4 separate regions of the Homo sapiens genome follow, and all the other regions are linked to region 1. A link is a loop called in an ENCODE intact Hi-C map of the cell type or tissue named here. Cell type or tissue: B cell. All regions are shown on one strand.

Evidence for each region. Hi-C counts contacts between places; a loop is a spot of excess contacts. Peaks named below come from ENCODE experiments on the same cell type or tissue, not always from the same donor. Only the 100,000 strongest peaks of a DNase experiment are listed, where the experiment ranks them.
Region 2: a loop joins it to region 1, with 15 times the contacts of the local background. A loop is called at or near these places in 32 of 110 quality-filtered maps.
Region 3: a loop joins it to region 1, with 6 times the contacts of the local background. A loop is called at or near these places in 5 of 110 quality-filtered maps.
Region 4: it touches region 1 in a loop (16-fold over the local background); 4 of 110 quality-filtered maps call a loop at or near these places.

The regions. Positions count from the first base shown.
Region 1 is chr16:27,366,400-27,371,399 of GRCh38, reverse strand. No RefSeq gene overlaps it. Among named protein-coding and RNA genes, the nearest start is that of IL21R, 33 kb to the left of the region's middle. RefSeq lists a silencer at 1,386-1,586 and enhancers at 3,600-3,679, 3,710-3,769. In B cell, CTCF peaks have their summits at 2,878 and 3,081 (motif pointing right); DNase peaks (open chromatin) are centred at 2,314, 3,229 and 3,629; H3K4me3 peaks cover 1,307 bases; H3K27ac peaks cover 3,817 bases.
Region 2 is chr16:27,153,051-27,158,050 of GRCh38, reverse strand. It overlaps LOC105371155 (a long non-coding RNA gene), which reads left to right and starts at 3,920. Exons shown (of 3, transcript XR_950956.2): 1 at 3,920-4,531; 2 at 4,636-4,821. In B cell, CTCF peaks have their summits at 2,657 and 2,857 (motif pointing left); a DNase peak (open chromatin) is centred at 2,850.
Region 3 is chr16:27,424,601-27,429,600 of GRCh38, reverse strand. All of the region lies in intron 1 of IL21R (interleukin 21 receptor), which reads right to left. Among named protein-coding and RNA genes, the nearest start is that of IL21R, 25 kb to the right of the region's middle. In B cell, no CTCF peak of the experiment used is centred here; DNase peaks (open chromatin) are centred at 980 and 2,990; H3K27ac peaks cover 2,213 bases.
Region 4 is chr16:27,110,928-27,115,927 of GRCh38, reverse strand. No RefSeq gene overlaps it. Among named protein-coding and RNA genes, the nearest start is that of C16orf82, 47 kb to the right of the region's middle. RefSeq lists enhancers at 2,546-2,735, 4,838-5,000. In B cell, no CTCF peak of the experiment used is centred here; a DNase peak (open chromatin) is centred at 2,227; H3K27ac peaks cover 1,647 bases.

The DNA of each region.
Region 1 (5,000 bases):
CCACTGCGCCTGGCCAAGAATTTCAAAACTGGGACTTCAGAGCATGACACTGAAGAGTAGGGGTCCTCCGAGCAGGGGGGTACGGGCTGCTGCCTGGCGCACAGCTGTGGAGCCAGCCTGCCCTACGTCCACTCTAACAAGAAAGGGTGGATGCCGATATGGAATGGGCAGGAATTTGGCAGGATCCTCTGGAAGTGAAGATTGAGTGCCAATAAAGAGGGAGAGGATGGGGATTGGGGAAGGAGCTTGAGGAAGAGTCCAGAGCCTAAAGTTGGATGCGTGAATGCACCTGCACGTTCATTTCCCATTGCTTCTCTGACAAATTTCCACAAGTTTAGTGGCCTAAAACTGAAATTTATGATCTTGCAATTCCAGAGGTCAGAAGTCTGAAACTGGTCTCACTGAGCTCAAAATCAGGGTGTTAACAAGGCTGTGTTCATTCCAGAAACTCTAGGGAAGTCTGTTCCTTGACTTTTCCAGTTTCAAGTGGTCACCTGCATTCCTTAGCCCATGGCCCTTCCCTCCATCTTCAAAGCCAGCAGCATAATATTTTGAAATCTCTCTCTGACTTGGCTTCTCCTGCATCTCTCACTTATGAAGATCCTTGGGATTATATTGGGCCTGTCTGGATAATTAAGGATAATCTCCCTCTACATCTCAGGTTCAGTTGATTAGCAACCCTGCTTCCATCTGTAACCTTAATCCCCCCCTTGCCATGTAATGTAACATGTTCACAGGTTCCAGGGATTGGGACATGGACATCTTGGGGGGTTCATTATTGTACCTACTACAATTTTTAAGGTTGCTTTATGACTGCAAAAGAAAACTCACAGTGGTTTAAAGAAAAGCACACTTACAGTTTATTTAAGAATTTAAGGTTGGTTTGATCACTTGGTGATGTAATCAAAGCCCCAGGCAGGCCTTCTTCTTCTTCCACTCCACCATATTCAGAATGCCTCCTTTCATCTCCAGGCTTGTCTCCTCATGATTGCAAAAGCACCATCCAAAGCAGAAAGGAAGGTGGCAAAGGAGCCTTCTCCTCCATGCTGCTTTTTGATTAGGAAGGAGAACTGCTGACTTGCTCTGTGGTTCCATGGCAGAGAGGAAGGTCAGGCAGCCCAGCTATGTTGACCAACTCAAGCTAAATTTGCTGCTAGAAATCAGGAAATCATGGATGGTGGTGGAAGGGGGAGGATGCGTAGGGCCTGGTGTGCCCAGGGCAGAGCAGCAGGTGGCCAAGAGCCTGTCCCAGGAAATGCCAGTTCCTGGGTGGGATCACGCTAAGGTGGGTCATCAGTATATAGGAGTGGTGGTTCAGGGCAGCCAGAATCAGAGATCAGCCTATAGCTGGGATCAAAGATCCATCTGTGGTGAGGGTCAGGGGTCAGCATGTGGCTGGGGCCAGCCTGCAACCAGGATCATGAGTAAGTCAGTAACATGGGTCGGGACTCAGTTCCTGGCTTGAGTCAGAGCTGTTCTGTGGCTGAGGACAGGAGGTGGACTGTGGCCAGGATCAGAAGTCAGTCTGTGGCTGGATCAGGGTCATTCTGTGGTTGGAGTCAGATATCATAATGGAGTTGGGATCAATCAGTTTAGTCTTCTCTGTCTGTCTTTCTCTCTGCATCTCTGCTTCTCTCTGTCTCATTCTCCTTTGCTGTAAACACCTGTTGGAAGCTCAGCAACTTGGGTCCATGGGGAAGAGGGAAGTTGAGTCTGGGCAAGGTCCTATAAGTCCCGGTATGGAAGAACATAAGGGAAAAAGAGAAAAATGTCAGGAATATAAAGATATTCCCTAGAAAAATGTCAGGAATATAAATATATGTATGTATGATGAGAAATGAATGATATAAAACCGCAAATACGCAAACACTGACTCTGCATGTAAACAACACACAGAAGTGGCACAAACAGATACAAACACAAGTGGGTTGAATGATGGGATTGGGACAATTTTTTGTCCTGGATTACTGTTGCTCCATTCTGCCCTTTTTGTAATAAAGTCAAATTAAATTTAGAATGTCATTATTTCCTCTAATTATGTTTTATACCCTCACCTCCCACAAAATCCACAGACATATTCAGTGTAATATTAAGGATAATGTTAGCAGACTAGGCATGGTGGCTCACATCTGTAATCCTAGCACTTTGGGAGGCCGAGGTGGATGGATTGCTTGAACCCTAGGAGTCTGGGACTAGCCTAGGCAACATAGTGATTCCCTGTCTCTACAAAAAATTAAAAAACAAATTAGCCAGGCTTAGTGGTGTGTGCACCTGTGGTCACAGCTACTTGAGAGGCTGAAGTGGGAGAATCACATGAGCCCAGGTGTTCAAGGCTGCAGTGAGCCGGGATTGGGCCACTGCGCTCCAGCCTGGGTGACAGAGAAAGACCCTGTCTCAAAAAAAAAAAAAAAAGAAGAAGAAGAAGAATGTTAGCAAATACTTTTAAGGCATTAACTATTTGCAGGCATAGTTCTTTTTTTTTGAGACAGAGTCCCACTTGTTGCCCAGGCTGGAGTGCAGTGGCACAATCTCCGCTTGCTGCAACCTCTGCCTCCTGGGTTCAGGCAATTCTCCTGCCTCATCCTCCCGAGTAGCTGGGATTACAGGCACCCGCCACCATGTCTGGCTGATTTTTGTATTTTTAATAGAGACAGGGTTTCACCATGTTGGCCAGGCTGGTCTCAAACGCCTACCTCAGGCAATCTGCCCACCTTGGCCTCCCATAGTGCTGGGATTACAGGCGTGAGCCACTGTGCCCAGCCGCAGGCATAGTTCTAAGGACCTCACAGGTACTAACATATTTAATTCTCACAATAGCTACATGAGGCAGATATTATAATGATTCCCATTTTACAGATAACGAATCAAGCACAGAGAGGTTACACGCTGGCCTGGCGCCACACAGCATATCTAATGGACATTAGGCTCTTTTGTCTGGTGCTGGGGGAATTTCTGGAAAATGCAGAGATGGAAGAGAGGTGGGATCGGGGCAGGGCGGGTGGGGAATCTCCCAGGCCAAGTTTTCTGGGCACGGCCTGGACCTGGAGCTGCTGGGATGGAGCAGGTGCTGATGCTGATGTGGTCACCAGAGGGCAGCAGGGACCAGGGAGCTGACTTCCTCTTCACACCCCCTCCACCCGGGGCGGTGCCCCTGACTTGTCAATAAACGTCGTGGAAACAGGTGGGATTTGGTGGAAGAACTGACACGGTCCCGCCACCATCACAGGCAAGTTAAGCTTGAGAGCAGCCTGGTGTCACCTGGCCTCCACCCACCACGTCATCTGCTGCTCACCCCACCACTGTGGCGTGCAGAGTACTGCTCTTGTGTGCCTTTTACCAAGGAGGAAATTTAGGCCCAGAGTGGGCAAACACTTTTCCCATGGTCACACAGCTTGGAATTGGAAAGGCTGGACCTAACCAGGCAGGGTGAGCGCAGAGCCCTTGTTCCTCTGAGTCTCTGTTCTGAGCTGGAACCAGGGAAGATGATGAGCCCATGGTATATACAGGGCGGTTAGCTAGGACTCTGGTTTGAAGCCTGGCTATGCCACTCGGTAACAGCACATCGTGGGCAAGTCCCATGCAGCCTCATCGGCTGCCGGGAGGATCCAGTGACGTCAGGCCTCCCTCGTGGTGGGAGCTCAAACACTTGCTGGGTTTTTTGTTTTTTCGGTGTTTTGCTTTTTGTTTTTTAATTAATAACTTTCGTGGGAAAAATAAAGTCAGAAAGGTTGTTCAACCGGATGTTCACGGAGATACTACGCCTTCAAAAACAAGCGCTCATTTCGTGATCGCCCACACAGTGCCAGATGCTGGGGCGGGGATGGGATTTCCGGTGGTTTTTCTTCACTTTCCTCTTTATATCTTCAGGCTTTCTCTGAATAGGAAAAGGTCTGCACGTGCTGATAGAGTAATCAGAAAAATGCAATAAGCCACTTTTTGTAAAAAAAAAAAAAAAATTCAGATGCACTCACTGCCTTCCTCCCCCCTTTCCCCCTCCCCTCATCCCCCACAAATTCTGTGTAAAGGCAGGGCTGAGGGAGTACCCCCAAATCAACATCTCTGAAAGCTCCCCCGCAGGGGCCCAGGCCACTCAGCCCACTCTGGCGCTGCTACCCAGGGGCGTCCCCTCCTGCCCTCTGGTCCAGCCCCGGAGGCTGAAACTCCCGCAGCCGGCATCTCACTGGGCCTATGACCCTGGACTTTTCCTACTTCCTGCAGGGTGGGGGCCAGCCTGAGTTGGGCCCACCTGATCCACCAGGTCTTCTCATCCCTCTGTAGCTTCCCAAAGCCCAGCCAGTTCAGTAATAGTTGCTGAGGCCAACAACTTGGATTTCTTTTGCCTAAGATCCTTTGTTGGGCTCCCAGTCCCATTGCATCTCTAGCAGTCAAATATATTTTCTATTTGCTGCCTAATTTTTAAATTAGATTTCTCTGAGACAATGCTCAGGCAAAGTGGATTCGAGCCGACATCTGCGTAGGTGTCAGGATGACATAAGCTGATATATCACGGCGGCTGGGAGCTCTTAGGTCAGACCCGGGTTCAAATCCTGGCTCCAGGATTTCCTAGCTGTGTGGTTCTAGGCTAATCCTCAACCTCTCTGGACCTGTTTCCTTATCTGTAAAATTGGGATAATCATTGAGCCTCCCAACTAGAGCTGTTTGGAGACGTAAATGACACAGTGGCTGGACGGCACTTAGCATATTGCTTGGCCCTAAACAGATAACTATTTTTATTTAAAATTATATTTTATTATAAAGAGCTTTTGGAGGCAAGAAGTCCAGAAGGCTAGTTCAGGCTCTGCCATTCTCTGGGTGACTTTGGGCAAGTCCCTTTTCCTCTCTAAAACTGTTTCTCCATCTGTAAACTGTGTGATTTGGGCAGCTAAAGGGATTGATTTTGGCTTAGAACAAGGTTTTTTTTGTTTTTTTTTTTTTTTCCTGAGACAGGGTCTCACTCTGTCATCCAAGCTGGAGTGCAATGGCACAATCTCAGCTCACTG
Region 2 (5,000 bases), 210 kb after region 1:
TTCCAGTTTTTGTTTTGTTTTGTTTTTATTCAAATACAAGCAACCGTGTGTGTGTGTGTGTGTGTGTGTGTGTGTGTGTGTGTGTGTGTGTGTGTATTTATGTTCCCCCTCCTTAATTACACAACAGGTAGCAAACCCTACATACTCTTCTATAAGCTGTGTTGACGAAAAGAGTCAAACTGTAAAATATTTAAAGAGATTTATTCTGAGCCAAATATGAGTGACCAATGGCCCATGACACAGTCCCCAGAAGATCCTGAGAACATGTGCCTAATGGGTGCCTAAGGTGGTTAGACTACAACTTGGTTTTATACATTTTAAGGAGACTTAAGGCATCAATCAATACACATAAGATGTACATTGGTTGGATCCGGAAAGACAGGACAACTGGAGGTGGGGGCTTCCAAGTCATAGGCAGATTCAAAGTCTGATTGGCAATTAGTTGAAGAGTTATTATCAATAGAAAGGAATGTCTGGGTTACAATAAGGGGTTGTAGAGAACAAAGTTTTTTTTTGTTTTGTTTTTTGTTTTTGAGACGGAGTCTCACTCTGTTGCCAGGCTGGAGTGCAGCAGAATGATTTCAGCTCACTACAACCTCCGCCTCCCAGGTTCAAGCAGTTCTTCTGCCTCAGCCTCCCCAGTAGCTGGGACTACAGGCGCGCACTACCATGCCCAGCTAATTTTAGTATTTTTAATAGAGACAGGGTTTCACCATATTGGCCAGGCTGGTCTTGAACTCCTGACCTTGTGATGCACCCGCCTTGGCCTCCCAAAGTGCTGGGATTACAGGTGTGAGCCACCGAGCCTGGCCCAGACCAAAGTTTTGTTATGCAGATGCAGCCTCCTGGTAGCAGGCTTCAGAGAGAATAGATTACAAATGTTTCTTATCAGACTTAAAGAGCCTGTCTATCCATAATTCCAAAAGGGAGGAGGATATAACGAGGAGTGTCTCGCTCCCTCTTTCCATCACGGCCTTGAACTAGTTTTTTGGGTTAGTTTTGGAATGCTCTGGCCGAGAGAAGGGGTCCATTCAGATGGTTCGGAGGGGGCCTTAGAATTTAATTTTGGTTTACATCTGCTTTCTTCCCCCCACTTTACAGTGTACTGTATTGTGAAGATCTTTCCATATCAGTGCAGAGACAGCTTCCTCACTGTTGTTTATGTTATTTATGGCTGTAGAGTGGGGTGTGCTGGCACCAGCTGGCTGATGGTGTGCTGGCTCCGAAGAACTGATTGCTAAACCTTCAGCGATTTTGTGAACCAATTGATTTCACATAGGTGGCTTGAAATAGGCCACAGTGGTAGTATTTGCACAACAGAAATGGGCAAACTGTCTACCTCAGGGCTTCCCACTCAGACAGCTGGTTGTTAAACGTTTATTGCACACCTCCCATTGTATAGATATACCAAGGTTCAGGTAGCCAGTCTCCCATACATGGATACTTGAATTATTTTAAATATTGTTTTTTATGGCCGGGCATGGTGGCTCCTGCCTGTAATCCCAGCACTTTAGGAAGCTGAGGTGGGCGGATCACTTGAGGTCAGGAGTTTGAAACCAGCCTGGCCAACATGGCAAAACCCCATCTCTACTAAAAGTACACACACACACAAAAACCTAGCTAGGCCTGGTGGCAGACGCCTGTAATCCCAGCTACTCGGGAGGCTGAGGCAGGAGAAACACTTGAACCTGGAAGGTGGAGATTGCAGTGAGCCAAGATTGCACCACTGCACTCCAGCCTGGGCGACAGTGAGACCCTGTCTCAAAAACAAACAAACAAACAAACAAACACAAAAAACAACAACAAAGTATTGTTTTTTTATAAATGATGCTTCAATACGTGACAGATATCTGACCTGAGAAGGAAGAGAAAGGGGATTGTGACAGCCACTAGGATAGAAATTACAATAAGCCCCTAGCCTTACCACTATAAAGAGTGGGATTCTTGGAGCAGCTGCCTTGACATCCAGGAGCTTGTCAGAAATGCAGACTCCCAGGCCCCATGACAGAACTGCTGAATTCGACCAGGACATTAATGTGTGCTACAAAGATTGAGAAGCACTTCCCTGACAATCTGCGTGTGTGTGTGTGTGTGTGTGTGTGTGTGTGTGTGGTTGATTCTATTCTTTTTCTTTGTAGAGATGGGGTTTTGCCATGTTGCCCAGGCTAGTCTCAAACTCTTGGCCTCAAGTGATCCACCTGCCTCAGCCTCCCAAAGTGCTGGGATTACAGGCGTGAGCCATCGCACCCAGCGTATTGATTATATTCTATTTTATACTTTATTTAATTCCTTTTTGTTGTTCTGAGGTCTTATTTATTTTTAAGAATATAATTTTATCTTTACATGTTTAGAAAAATTAGAAAATGTGGATAACACATAACTAAGAAAATAATAGCTTCCTTTCCTTCTGTCCAGAGTCTATCACTATTAACCCCTTTGAGCATCATTTCCAGGTCTTTTCCTGTGCATGCCTTCATACGTGTTAAATCAAGTTTAGCCTAAAGCTGCCTCCTTACGTATTTTAAGTTTGGCCTAAAGGGTTCTCCGTACATGGTGAACTGTAACCTAAACGGAGGTGTAAAGAGACTGTAACCGGTTCTTGTGCCAATCACCGAGTTTTGGCCCATCAGAGATGGTTTGAATGGTTTGCCCGGCTAATTTTTAATTTTTTTTTGGAGCGATGGGGGACTTGCTGTGTTGGCCAGGCTGGTCTGGAAGTCCTGGCCTCAAGCGACCCTCCTGCCTCTAAGGTGGCGCTTTTAACCCTTTGTGTACCACCACCACAAACCGCGGCCCAGTGCGTTAATGGGTGGAGGGAGGGGGAAGGGGAACGCTGAGAGCCCCCTTGTGGCCGACCAGGGTATTGCGTGTGCCCAGGCTGAGTGGGAACAAGGAGCGTTAAGAGTAGATAATTGTAGCATTGCAGGTGGGCTACAGATTTAGAGACAGGAGACCACGTGCCTACATGCACGAGCGTGCACACGCACTTACACACATACACACACGCCTGCACACATACACACATGCATGCACACCCTGATAAGTGACCCATTCCTTAGCCAAGGCTGCACAAGCGTGGTTCCCCAGAGCAGGAGCAAAGTCCGTTTATTTGCCATGAACTTCCCCTGACTCCCTCCCTGGTTGTCAGCTTTCTGTATCCTTTTCCTTGTAGCTATGGCCCTTCCAGAGCCGAGAGAGCAGCAGAGCTCTTGCTGTGGCCTAAACCTTACATGCTTGAACCTGACAGTGGAGGAACTTCCCTAGCAACCTGGGCACTAACTTTGACCACTAATGGCTTTGGAACCAGGTTCCCTAGCAGTGAGGCTGCACCCTTACCCCGGGAAAGAAAGCAGGGCCAGGACCCAGGTTCTCCTGAGCAGTGTCTATGCTGCCACCTGCCCAGAGTGCAGGGGCGTCCTCTTCTAATAGGTGACATGTATTGAGCACTTACTGTATGCTGGGAGCTGCCTGTGCTTTCGCTTTATCTGATTTAATCCTCACAGCAACTCTCTGACATGGATTAAGCACTTAGTGAATACTAGTTGAGTGGATGCATGATTATCCCTTCGAATTAGATCTTATTCTTATTCTCCTGTTAGCTCCCTGACCTCCTTTTTTGTTTTTGTTTTTGTTTTGAGATGGAGTCTCACTCTTGTCTCCCAGGCTGGAGTGCAGTGGCACAATCTTGGTTCACTGCAACCTCCGCCTCCTGGGTTCAAGTGATTCTTCTGCCTCAACCTCCTGAAAAGTTGGGATTATAAGTGTGCGCCACCACACCCGGCTAATTTTTGTATTTTTAGTAGAGACAGGGTTTCACCATGTTGGCTAGGTGGGTCTTGAACTCCTGACCTCAAGTGATCCACCTGCCTCAGCCTCCTAAAGTGCTGGGATTACAGGTGTGAGCTACCACATCTGGCCTCAGACTTCACTTTCTACCAGTCTCTGTGCTTCTGGCGCCCCGGCTTCCTTGCTGTTCCTGGACTACTCTTGGTGCACTCCTGCCTCAGGGCCTTTGCACTTTTCCTTTGCCTGAACTCTGCACCCAGATATCCACGTGGCTGGCTTCCTTCCCTACTTCATCAGGCCATTATTCCAACCTCCCCTTCTCTGTGAGGCTTTCCCCAAACGCCTTATTTAAAATTACAACACTCCTTCCCTCCCTCCTTATTCTCTTTCCCTACTTTATTTTCCCCAAGCAAGCATTATCTTCTCCCATTCTATACACAGTACGTCCTGGTCTTGCTCATTGTTGATCTCCGCTACTTGGATCTACACCTCTTCTCCCCTTCTGGCAGGGATCTCTGCCTTCGCTGCTATCTCCTGGCTACCTGTGCCAGGGCCTAGTTCAGAGTAGATGCTCAGTACATATATATTGAATATATCTTGAATGTATGAAAGAACAAATGAGTTTCCTTTCTACAAAGGAGGGGACTGAGGCGCAGAGAAATGAGCTGATCACTTGTCCAAAGTGACATGGCAAATAAATGACAGCTGTGGGATTCAAGTCCTGCCAGACTCCTAAGCTTGGAAGGTAGGGTTGCCTGGGAGAAATGCTGGATGGGTCTTTTTTGATGATCACTAAAGTAAGTTGCCTTTGAGTGAAAAGGATTCAGTAGCTGAAGTTTGCAAACACAGTGCCACGAAGCCCTTGCCGCCCTGCCTTCCTGTCCGGGAGATGGCTCCAGGTAGCTCCAGGCAACCAGAAGATGTGCTGGGATGGAGGCTGTGGATATCATCTTTGGTGTTATTTTGCTTCTAGAGATGGGAGCTCTTTTCTGAGCCTATTTGTAGGGACATCTGCATATACGAGCCACCTATCTGGTAAGTCCTTCCCATGGTCCGAGGCCTGTACAGCAGAACCCGGGCATGAGCTCAGGACTTTGTCTATACTACTGCAATTATGTAGTTAATTGTGCCAGTGTGTCCATTAGCTGACATAATCAGGGAGTGAATTAACTTCTGCTTTTCTGGCTATATTTCAAAGGCATTTTTAAATGCTT
Region 3 (5,000 bases), 58 kb before region 1:
GGCATCTTGCTATGTTGCCCAGGCTGGTCTCAAACTCCTGGGATCACATGATCCTCCTACCTCGGCCTCTCAAAGTGCTGGGATGACAGGCATGAGTCACCACGCCCAGCACAAGGTGAATTTAAAGAGGGAGGAGACTGCTGACTATTTTGCCCTTGCTGAGCCTATTGATGTAGCATTGTGTGTGAAATTAAACTTGTGTATTTATCTATCTAACAAAGAAAGAGGGAGGGAAAAAGAGAGGAAGGGAGAGAGAAAAGGAGAAAAAACTAGTTTGGAAAGGGGGATCTGCTGAGGAGCAATTTTGGATCTTCCTTCCTATAAACATCCATGTTGTAAAAAAAAGCCAGTAAATTGGCTTTTTTATGTTTATTTTTTAGACAAAGTCTCACTCTATCGCCCAGGCTGGAGTGCAGTGGCCCGATCTTGGCTCACTGCAACCTCTACCTCCCAGGTTCAAGCGATTCTCCTGCCTCAGCTTCCCAAGTAGCTGGGAATACAGGTGGCCGCCACCACGCCTGGCTAATTTTTGTATTTTTAGTAGAGACAGGGTTTTGCCATGTGGACTAGGCTGGTCTCGAACTCCTGGCCACAGGTGATCCACCCACCTCAGCCTCTCAAAGTGCTGGAATTACAGGCATGAGCCACTGCACCCAGCCATCAATAAATTGGCTTCTTACTGAATAATAAATCCAAAGTTAACCCACAAAGTTAACCACTGCTGAATACTTAAGATAAGGTTAGCCCAATAATGAGGCTCCTTACTCCATCACAAAGCCCAGATTAGCCCACTCGGGAGCATGCTAGGAAATCCAGGCCTGACCAAACAGAGACAACCTGACCTCCTAATTTGGGCCAGGATGGAGAAGGAACCTCTTTGGGGAGCAGAGTGAGTTTATCCAGAAAGAGTGCCCTCTACTGTCTTGGGCAGAGGAATGCCCCACCAGTCTGGCGATGCCAGGCTTCTCCTGGGACTTGTCTGTTTCACCCACCAGCTCTGTGTCTGTTTGAGGAAGTGCCAGCCAGAGGGCAGTGGTCCACCTGCCCAGACTCAGGAGCCCCTCCCAGACCAGCCCCTATAGACAAGAATGGAGCTAAAGCTAAACCTAAGAGGGATGCCCCATGCAGGACCCAAGTCACAGGCATGGCTTTCTCCAGACGCCATCCCTGACTCCACAAGGGGAAGATCCTCCTCCTCTGTGCCGGGGTTCCCAAAGATCCTACTCTGGCCCCATCCATAGTTCCCTCTGACCTCCCTCACAGAGCCATCAAAGAACCCTGGGGCAGGGCACAGGCTGGGGGGCCAGGAAGGTTCAGATGACCAGCTGTGTGGCTCCGGGCCAGTCCCTTGCCCTCTCTGAGCCTTGTAAAGTGGAAACAGCAAGGCCTGCTTCCAGGCTTGTGAGAATTCAAGGAGGTGATTTGCATAAAACCCTGCAGATGGCCCCCATCACATAAACACTCAAACAACAGCTGTAATTGATGGAGAAGGTAGAGCCTCAGAAACAGAGGGGGTCTCAGAATGATCTAGCCAAGAGTTGCCAAAATATCTCATATCCAAAATTTTGGCCATATTTGTATATTGTGTGCACTGTTGTTTATTTTAATACATATTTTAATATATTTTCTATAGATAAGCACACTTAAAAATTTAACTCCAGCATCATCCTAAGCAATAACATCACTACTCAAATAAAATAATGTTGAGGTAGATGCAGTTTCAACCTGCTTTTAGGAATATGAATCCTGTGTGATTCCAACCCCTGCAGAGGTCCTGTTATCACACTTTGAAGATGTGGCCTCTGATCGCAGGAGGGGGAGTCTGTGTCTGCCCCCTCACTATTCTGTCCACATCCATCACCCCAGCCACGGTGCGAGTCCTGACATAGCTCTGTCCCCGTCACTCCCTGATGGTTTTATCTTGACCACAGCACAGCAAAAAGTGCAAACTCCTTTGCCCAGATTCAATATTCCTCATCTCCAGCTTGACCAACATAGCAAGACCTTGTCTCTACCAAAAATAAAAATAGAAGTAAAAATAAGTTAGCCGGGTGCTGTGTGCCTGTGGTCCCAGCTATTCGGGAGACTGAGGAAGGAGGATCACTTGAGTGCCGGAGGTCCAGGCTGCAGTGAGCCATGATTGCACTATTGCACTCCAGCCTGAATGAAAGAGTGAGACCCTGTCTTTAAAAAAACAAACAGACAAACAAAAAACTCCTCATCCCTCCTAATTTCTTACCTCTGCCTACATCACAGAGCCCTAGGGATGTGGAGGGGGTACCTGCTGCTTCTGCCTGCCCGGCGTCTCTTCCCAAAGAGCTCCTCTATCTGAGCTGCCTCTAGTGGTTTGCCTGAGGCTGACTCCACCCCATGCTCCACAAAGTGGGCTCCTGACCCAGGCTTGGCCAATCAAAACACCCCATCTGTCTGACCACAGTGATTGCATCAGGGATGGATGTCAACCCAGGCAAGGCCAGTGAAAGCAGTCCTGAGATTTTTTTTCTAGAACTCTAGAAAACTGACACTTTTTTTGGTATCTTCTCAGAGCTTGTAGCCATCTTTGTCACCTCTTAGAGACAGCCTCCTTGAAAATGACAGCCATACTGAGAAATACAGGTCAGGAGTCCCCATGGCATCATGGGAGGTCCTGGATCCAGCCATATCTGATGTCCACCCTGTGGATTTCTCATTCCCATGAGCCAAAAACCACCTATGTTGCTTAATCATGTTGAATTCTATTTCTGTCACTTGCCACCAAAGATCCCTGACACAGTGGAGTTGAGAAAAGGGCTCAGAATTTGAAGCCAGAAGATCTTGAAGCAAATAGTAGCTCTTCTCTGGCTCTTTTATTCTCTGAACTCAGTTACCATCTCTGAAATGGGGACAATAGTGCTCACTGCACCTGGCAGTGAAGAAGAGGCTGTGAGAAAGCAGATGTGGTAGTGCTTCACGGACTGTGAAGTGCTGTACCAGTGCACGGGTTTCCTGCCATTACTGGCTGACTGCCCTGAATTACTCATCGTCTCCCCGGCAGCCCAGGCTTCGTCATGCATCTTTGCCTCTGCTGGAGCAGACTCCTGCCCTCCAACACCTTTCCCCTCCCATCCTCTCAACTCAACTTTCATGGTCCATGTGCTGTATCCCTGCAGCCACACTGGAGTGTTCCAGAACTCCTGCCACTAGCCTATTGCGTTTGAGGTTTTCACTGGTGCTACTATTAATTATCCACTTACTATTGATCTTTACCTTGCCTCCTATTTTTTACTCCAATAAACATGTCTCAAAAATATTATATCATGACCATCAGCAGATAACTGGCATGAAATAGGCAGTGTGCGCCATGCTGGTCAAGACACAGACTATGGAGCTGGCTGGTCTCAGTTCAAATCCCAGCTCTGCCACTTATAGGCTTTGTGGCCTTGGGCAGTTTGCTTAACCTTTCTGGGCCTCATCTGTAAAATGGGAGTAATGATAATCACAGCACCTGCCTCATAGGTCTTTGGGAGAATTAAATTAGTCAACATTTATAAAGCATTTAGAACAGTGCCTGGCATATAGCAGATATTATATAAGTGTTACTTAAACAAAACAATCAACTTACCATAAAACTAAATACAATACAACATAAAAACTAAATACAAGAAAAACAAAGGCAGTAATTGAATTTTAGTGACATGCTACTGCCTGCCTGAGAGTCCTAGAAACTGGAGATGTGGTTTGTCTTTGTTTAAAGTTAAGAAAGGGAGGCCGGGCACACTGGGTCATGCCTGTAATCCCAGCACTTTGGGAGGCCGAGGTGGGAGGATCATTTGAGGTCAGGAGTTCGAGACCAGCCTGGCCAACACGGCGAAACCCCATCTCTACTAAAAATACAAAAATTAGCCGGGTGTGATGGTGTGTGCCTATAATCCCAGCTACTCAGGAGGCTGAGACAGGAGAATTGCTTGAACCCAGGAAGAGGCGGAGGTTGCAGTGAGCAGAGATTACACCACTGTACTCCAGCCTGGGCAACAGAGCAAGACACTCTGTCTCAAAAAAAAACAAAACAAAACACAAAAAAAGAGAGAGTAGTGTTTAAGATGCGATAGCACCAAATTGAGAATCTTGCCTCCTCCATCAGCAGGGCAAGTGATGAAAGAGCCTACGCTTTCACTAGGGGATCCAGGGATATTTAACACTGTTTAAAATAAACTGCTCACTTCTGGGAAACATCAGCTTAAAAACACAGACTTTCTCCATCACTCCCTCCTCATGCTCCCACAGCACCAAATGGGGCCTACCCTAATTCCACTGCCTTCTCTGCCCCGAATCCATCCCCTTTTGGGTCTTTGCACGCAGGCTGACCCCTGAGGGCAACAGCACCTTATCCTCAGATACAGATCGGGCCACCATGTGTGTTTCCTACAAGGACAGAAGGTGTCTTAGGAGGCTTCCTGCTACAGGAGCCCCTTGATATGGTTTGGATATTTGTCCCACCCAAATCTCATGTTGAAATGTCATCCCCAATGTTGGAGGTGGGGCCTGGTGGGAGGTGATTGGATCATGGGGGCGGATTTCTCATGAATGGCTTAGTGCCATCCGCTTGGTGATGAGTGAGTTCACCTGAGATCTAATTGTTCAGAAGTGCGTGGCGCCTCCCCCTTTTGCTCCAGCTGTCGCTATGTGATGTGTCTGCTTCTGCTTCACCTTCAGCCTTGAGTAAAGGCTCCCTGAGGGCCTCCTTACCAGAAGCCGAGAAGATGCTGGCAGTATGCTTGTACAGCCTGCAGAACCATGAGCCAATTAAACCTCTTTTCTTTATAAATTACCCAGTCTCAGGTATTGCTTTATGGCAATGCAAGAATGGCCTGACACACCGCTGCAGCACCCAACCTCTGCAGTCTCCTACGGAGGAGTGAAGTGCACCTGACTTGGAGTGTGCCAGGTCCCAGCTGTGCGTCTTTGGGCAAGTTCTCTAACCCCTCTGATTCTCTGTTTTCTCATCCATAAAATGGAGGTCA
Region 4 (5,000 bases), 260 kb after region 1:
TTGAGATCAGGTGGGTGCCCATGCTAAGTTCAATGAGATGCACTGGGAAGTTACTGAGCTTTTCTTTCCTTTTCTTTTTCTTTTCTTCCTTTTTTTTTTTCTTGTTTTTTTTGAGGCGGAGTCTCACTCTATCGCCTAGGCTGGAGTGCAGTGGCATCATCTCGGCTCACTGCAACCTCCACCTCCCAGGTTCAAGTGATTCTCCTGCCGCAGCCTCCTGAATAGCCGGGATTACAGGGATGCGCCACCATGCCCAGCTAATTTTTGTCTTTTTAGTGGAGAGGGGGTTTCACCACATTAGCCAGGCTGGTCTCAAACTCCTGACCTCAGGTGATCCACCTGCCTCAGCCTCCCAAAATGTTGGGATTACAGGCATGAACCACCACGCCCAGACAATTACTGAATTTTTCTGAACCCTCCTGAGTCCTTCACCACGTCCACATTGCTCTTACACGCCTGGGACTCCTGCACTGCTCCACACCAGCTTGTGCATGGAGAGCTCTGGAAGCCTCTCCCAGCTACATTAGTCTAGGCACCGCCCCTACCTTCACAGGTCCACCTTCCTCTCCTGATTGGGCTTCAGCCTGGGTGGGGAAGACCCGGGACCCTTTCCCAGGGACCCTTCAGCATCTCATTCTCTTTGCTGCTCTTCAAATCCCTGGCATGGGGCAGGGCAGTGCTGGCTGCCTTACGTGCCTGGGTCTCATTGCTCCTTTCCACGACCCCAGTATGTTGGGTTCCATTTGGGTTTCCTTTTTAATAGATGGCGGAACTGAGGGCCAGAGAGGCAATGGGCATAGCAGAGCCAGGAGTGAAACCCAGGTGTGTCTGAGCCCTGTGCCAAAGCTCTTTCATCAGCACCCAGCTACTTCTCAGGAAGCACAACTGGGGATGTTACTGAAGTGCGAGAATTTGTGGACCCTGAGAGGTGATGTGGAGAGATTTGAGGCAAGAAAGGCCTGATCATAACCTGGAAAAGAGACCCCAGGGCACCCTCTGCCTTCAGGGGTTCCAGAGTGAGTGTCCTCACTCTCTCCAGAGTGAACATAAAGCTTTTTTTAATTCCACAAATATTTATCAAGACCCCTTATGTTCACTACTGCCAGGACTACAGCAGTGAACAAAAAGACTAGTGGAAAAAAAGACTGCCCTTGTGTAAGTAACTCTTTTTTTTTCAAAAGACAAGATCTCACTCTGTTACCCAGGCTGGGAATACAGTGGTGAGATCATAGCTCACTGTAGCCTCCAGCTCCTGGGCTCAAACAATCCTCCCACCTCAACCTCCCATGCAGCTGGGACTACAGGCACACACCACCATGCCTGGCTAATCTTTTTTTTTTTTTTTTGTATTGTTGTAGAGATGGGGTTGTGCTATATTGCCCAGACTGGTCTCAAACTCCTGGGCTCAAGCAATCCTTCTGCCTAAGCCTCCCGAAGCACTGGGATTATAGATGTGAGCCACCATGATGCTTGGCCAGAATCAACATTGCTATAGGTATAAACAGAAACAAACCCACAAAGAACTGAAGAGGTTAATTCTGGATTGGTTATCAGTCAAGTGAAGGATATGGATGAGTGTGTGTGACAGGTGGTCAGGGAAAGCCTCCCTGAAGAGTGACATTTGGGCTGAGACCAGCTGCATAAAGATCTGGGAACAGTGTCCCAAGGTAGATGGAACAGAAAATATGTGGCACTAACGAGGCCACAGGCTTGGTGCAGCTGAGGGACAGAAAGGAGCCAGGTATGGCCAGAGCATAGCAAAGGAGCTGGAAGAGTTGTGTGAGGGGGTTGGGAGCTGGGCAGGGGCTAGAGCATGAGGGTCTTATTGCCAGTTACCGTGCAGGCAGGATACAGACAGCACACTCAAGGGGTGGGGTCATTGGTGAAAGTTTAGTGAAAGAATGAAAGGACTCTTTTTGTTTTTTTTGAGACAGGGTCTCACTCTGTTGCCCAGGCTGGAGTGCAGTGGTGCGATCACGGCTCACTGCAGCCTCGACCTCCTAGGCTCAGGTGATCCTCTTGCCTCAGCCTCCCTCTTTATGGAGGTGTGGATCAGGTTGAGAGAAACTGAAAAGAGGTAACAAAGGACTTTGGGACCAGCAGCAGTGGGGCACTTGTTACCATCTTCAGTCCTAAATGGGCCAGGAAGGCCCTGTTAGTTAGGGGAACCCAGCCAGAGCGGTAGCTGTAGGAGGTGGCCCACAGCTCTCACCCAAGGGACCCAGCTGCTGTCACCCATGGCCAAGCAGAGAGGAAGCCGGGGAGTAATACCCCACCTCTCTCTCCTCCTGCTCGCTGACCTCCTGCTTCACCTCTTACTCCTATTGGTTGAAGTCAATCAGGAGCCAGATGGCAGAGAGCAAAGGTTGATGCAGCCTCTGCAGGTCAGCCTCCAGACACAGGTCAGGTCTGAGTACTGGGCCGGGTGCAGAAGGCTGGAGAGGAAGCCCGAGGACAAACGGAAACTGCAGCACAGTCAGAACAGGCAGCGTGCATTTTATTCTGAGGTCAATGAGAAGCCATGGCTGGGTTTAAGCCGGGGTGGGATCTGATCTGGATTGTCTTACCCTCTCAGGCTGCTGTCTGGAGGGTGGGGAGGTGCGTGGCAGTGGAGGCTGCCGGAGCTATTCGGGTTGGTGGTGATGGGAGCTTGGGCCCGGAGGAAGCAGCAAGGCTGGAGAAGAGAGCAGGGCCTTGTGTTGATATCTGAGGTGAAACTGACAGGTGGTGGTGGATTGGGTGCAAGGGAGTCAGGTCATGTGATAAAGAAGCACGAGGGACCAGGCGCAGTGGATCTCTCCTGTAATCCCAGCACTTTGGGAGGCGGAGGCAGGTGGATCACCTGAGGTCAGGAGTTCGAGACCAGCCTGGCCAACACGGTGAAACCCTATCTCTGCTAAAAATACAAAAATTAGCCGGGCATGGTGGCAAGTGCCTGTAATCCGAGGTACTTGGGAGGCGGAGGCAGGAGAATCACTTGAACCCGGGAGGCAGAGGTTGTAGTGAGCCAAGATTGCACCACTGCACTCCAGCCTGGGCGACAAGAGCAAAACTCCCTCTCAAAAAAAGAAAAAAAAAAAAAAAGATGCACACACAAAAAAGGAAGAAAAATAATGGATGGCTTAATCTCAGCCTCTCTTGAAGCTCAGGAAGCTCACAGCAAAGTGCATATGACTTTACCCTCTGGATTTGCTCCCTTTGCCTACCCTCACCACTTCACAGGGAAAGGGGGCTTAGATGAAGTCCTTAGGAGAACCTATGTGGCAGATGTCCTCCTTACAGCTGAAGGAGTCTGGCATCAGAGAAGTTAAGCCATCTGCCCAAGGTCACACAGCACATCTGTGCACGTGAGGATTTGGACCTGGGTCTGTCTGATTCAAGGAAGCCCTGTGTAGGACTCAGGTGAGATATCTTGCATTAGACATCAGCCTGGAACTGGAGCTTTACTGCCCCAGGAGCTCTGCTCTAGAGACGGGATGTAAGTGCACCATCACGTGCACATCATTTGGGACTAGCTGGAGGAAATACATGAGCATTTGTGGCATGCAAGAAAGTGAGCAGAGCAGGAGCCTAGCAGACTTTTCTTTCTTTTTTTTACTGTTAAAGAATTGGGGGACAAGGAAGGGGACTAACATTTATGACATTCATTCATTCATTCATTCATTCATCCATCCATCCTTTGGTTCAATGATCCAGGTTTCTTGCTGGGCAGGCAAGTTACTTGCATTGTCTCATTCAATCCCCCAAATGAACAATCCAGCCAAGGCAGGAACCCCGCTTCATCCCTGTTTTGCAGGCCTGAGGAAATGGAGGCTCTGTGAGGGGAAGTGACTTGCTCAAGGTAACAGACCCACCCCCTCTCTCTTCCCTAAAACATTTTCCCCTCAGCGTAGCATCCACCCGGCAGCAGACTGTAGAGGGCAGGGGGTGCTGAAACCAGGCTGTCTGTTTAAATCTTGGTTCCCCTTTAATAGAGCTGTGACCTTGATTTCCACATTTGTAGAATGGGTTAGAAATGGTATCTACATCAAAGGCCTGCTGTGGAGATTGATGGAGATAAGGGATACAAATGCCTGCAGAGCAAGGGCTCAGAGTACTTTGGCTATCACTGTGATCTCCCTTCCCGAAATCGGTGTCAAGTTCAAGCTCCTTGAGGGAGGCTTCTCAGCCATCTCTGGGCTCTGTTAACTCACAAGCACCAGATCAACTCTGCTGCCTTCCCTGAGATGCTGCAGGGCCAGGTCCTGCGGGTGGGGGCGCAGGGATGGCAGGACAAACTCTGCCTTCGAGCTGTCATACCTGGTGCAGGAGACAGATGCAGGGACATGGCACATACACCCCCATGTAGTTAAGTGCAATTGTAAAGATGAGTTCAAATAAGAGCCATGATAATGGTGACCCCCAACCCGTCACTTTTTTTTTTTTTTTTTTTGAGACGGAGTTTCGCTCTGTCGCCCAGGCTGAAGTACAGTGGCACGATCTCGGCTCACTGCATCCTCCGCCTCCCTGGTTCAAGGGATTCTCCTGCCTCAGCCTCCCAAGTAGCTGGGATTACAGGCGCCCACCACCAGGCCCGGCTAATTTTTGTATTTTTAGTAGAGATGCGGTTTCACCATGTTGGCCAGGCTGGTCTCGGACTCCTGACCTCAAGTGATTCGCCCACCTCAGCCTCCCAAAGTGCTGGGATTAGAGGCGTGAGCCACCACACCCGGCCCCCAACCCATCACTTTTTAGTGTATCACCTTGTTGTATTTATTTCTTAGTACTTATTAATATTCAGATCATCGTGTGCATTTGTTGGTTGACTTTTGTATCGCCTGTCTTCAGCACTAAGTACCATATTTACCACGATCTCCTCACTGTCTAACATAGCTCCTGGCATCCAGCAGACACTCCGTAAATATTAATTGAATGTACCAGTGAGTTGTTGGGTGAAATGAAGCCCCACAAGTCAGCACTGTCCCTCCTGACATGGAGGAGAGAGGCAGGAGATAGGTGGC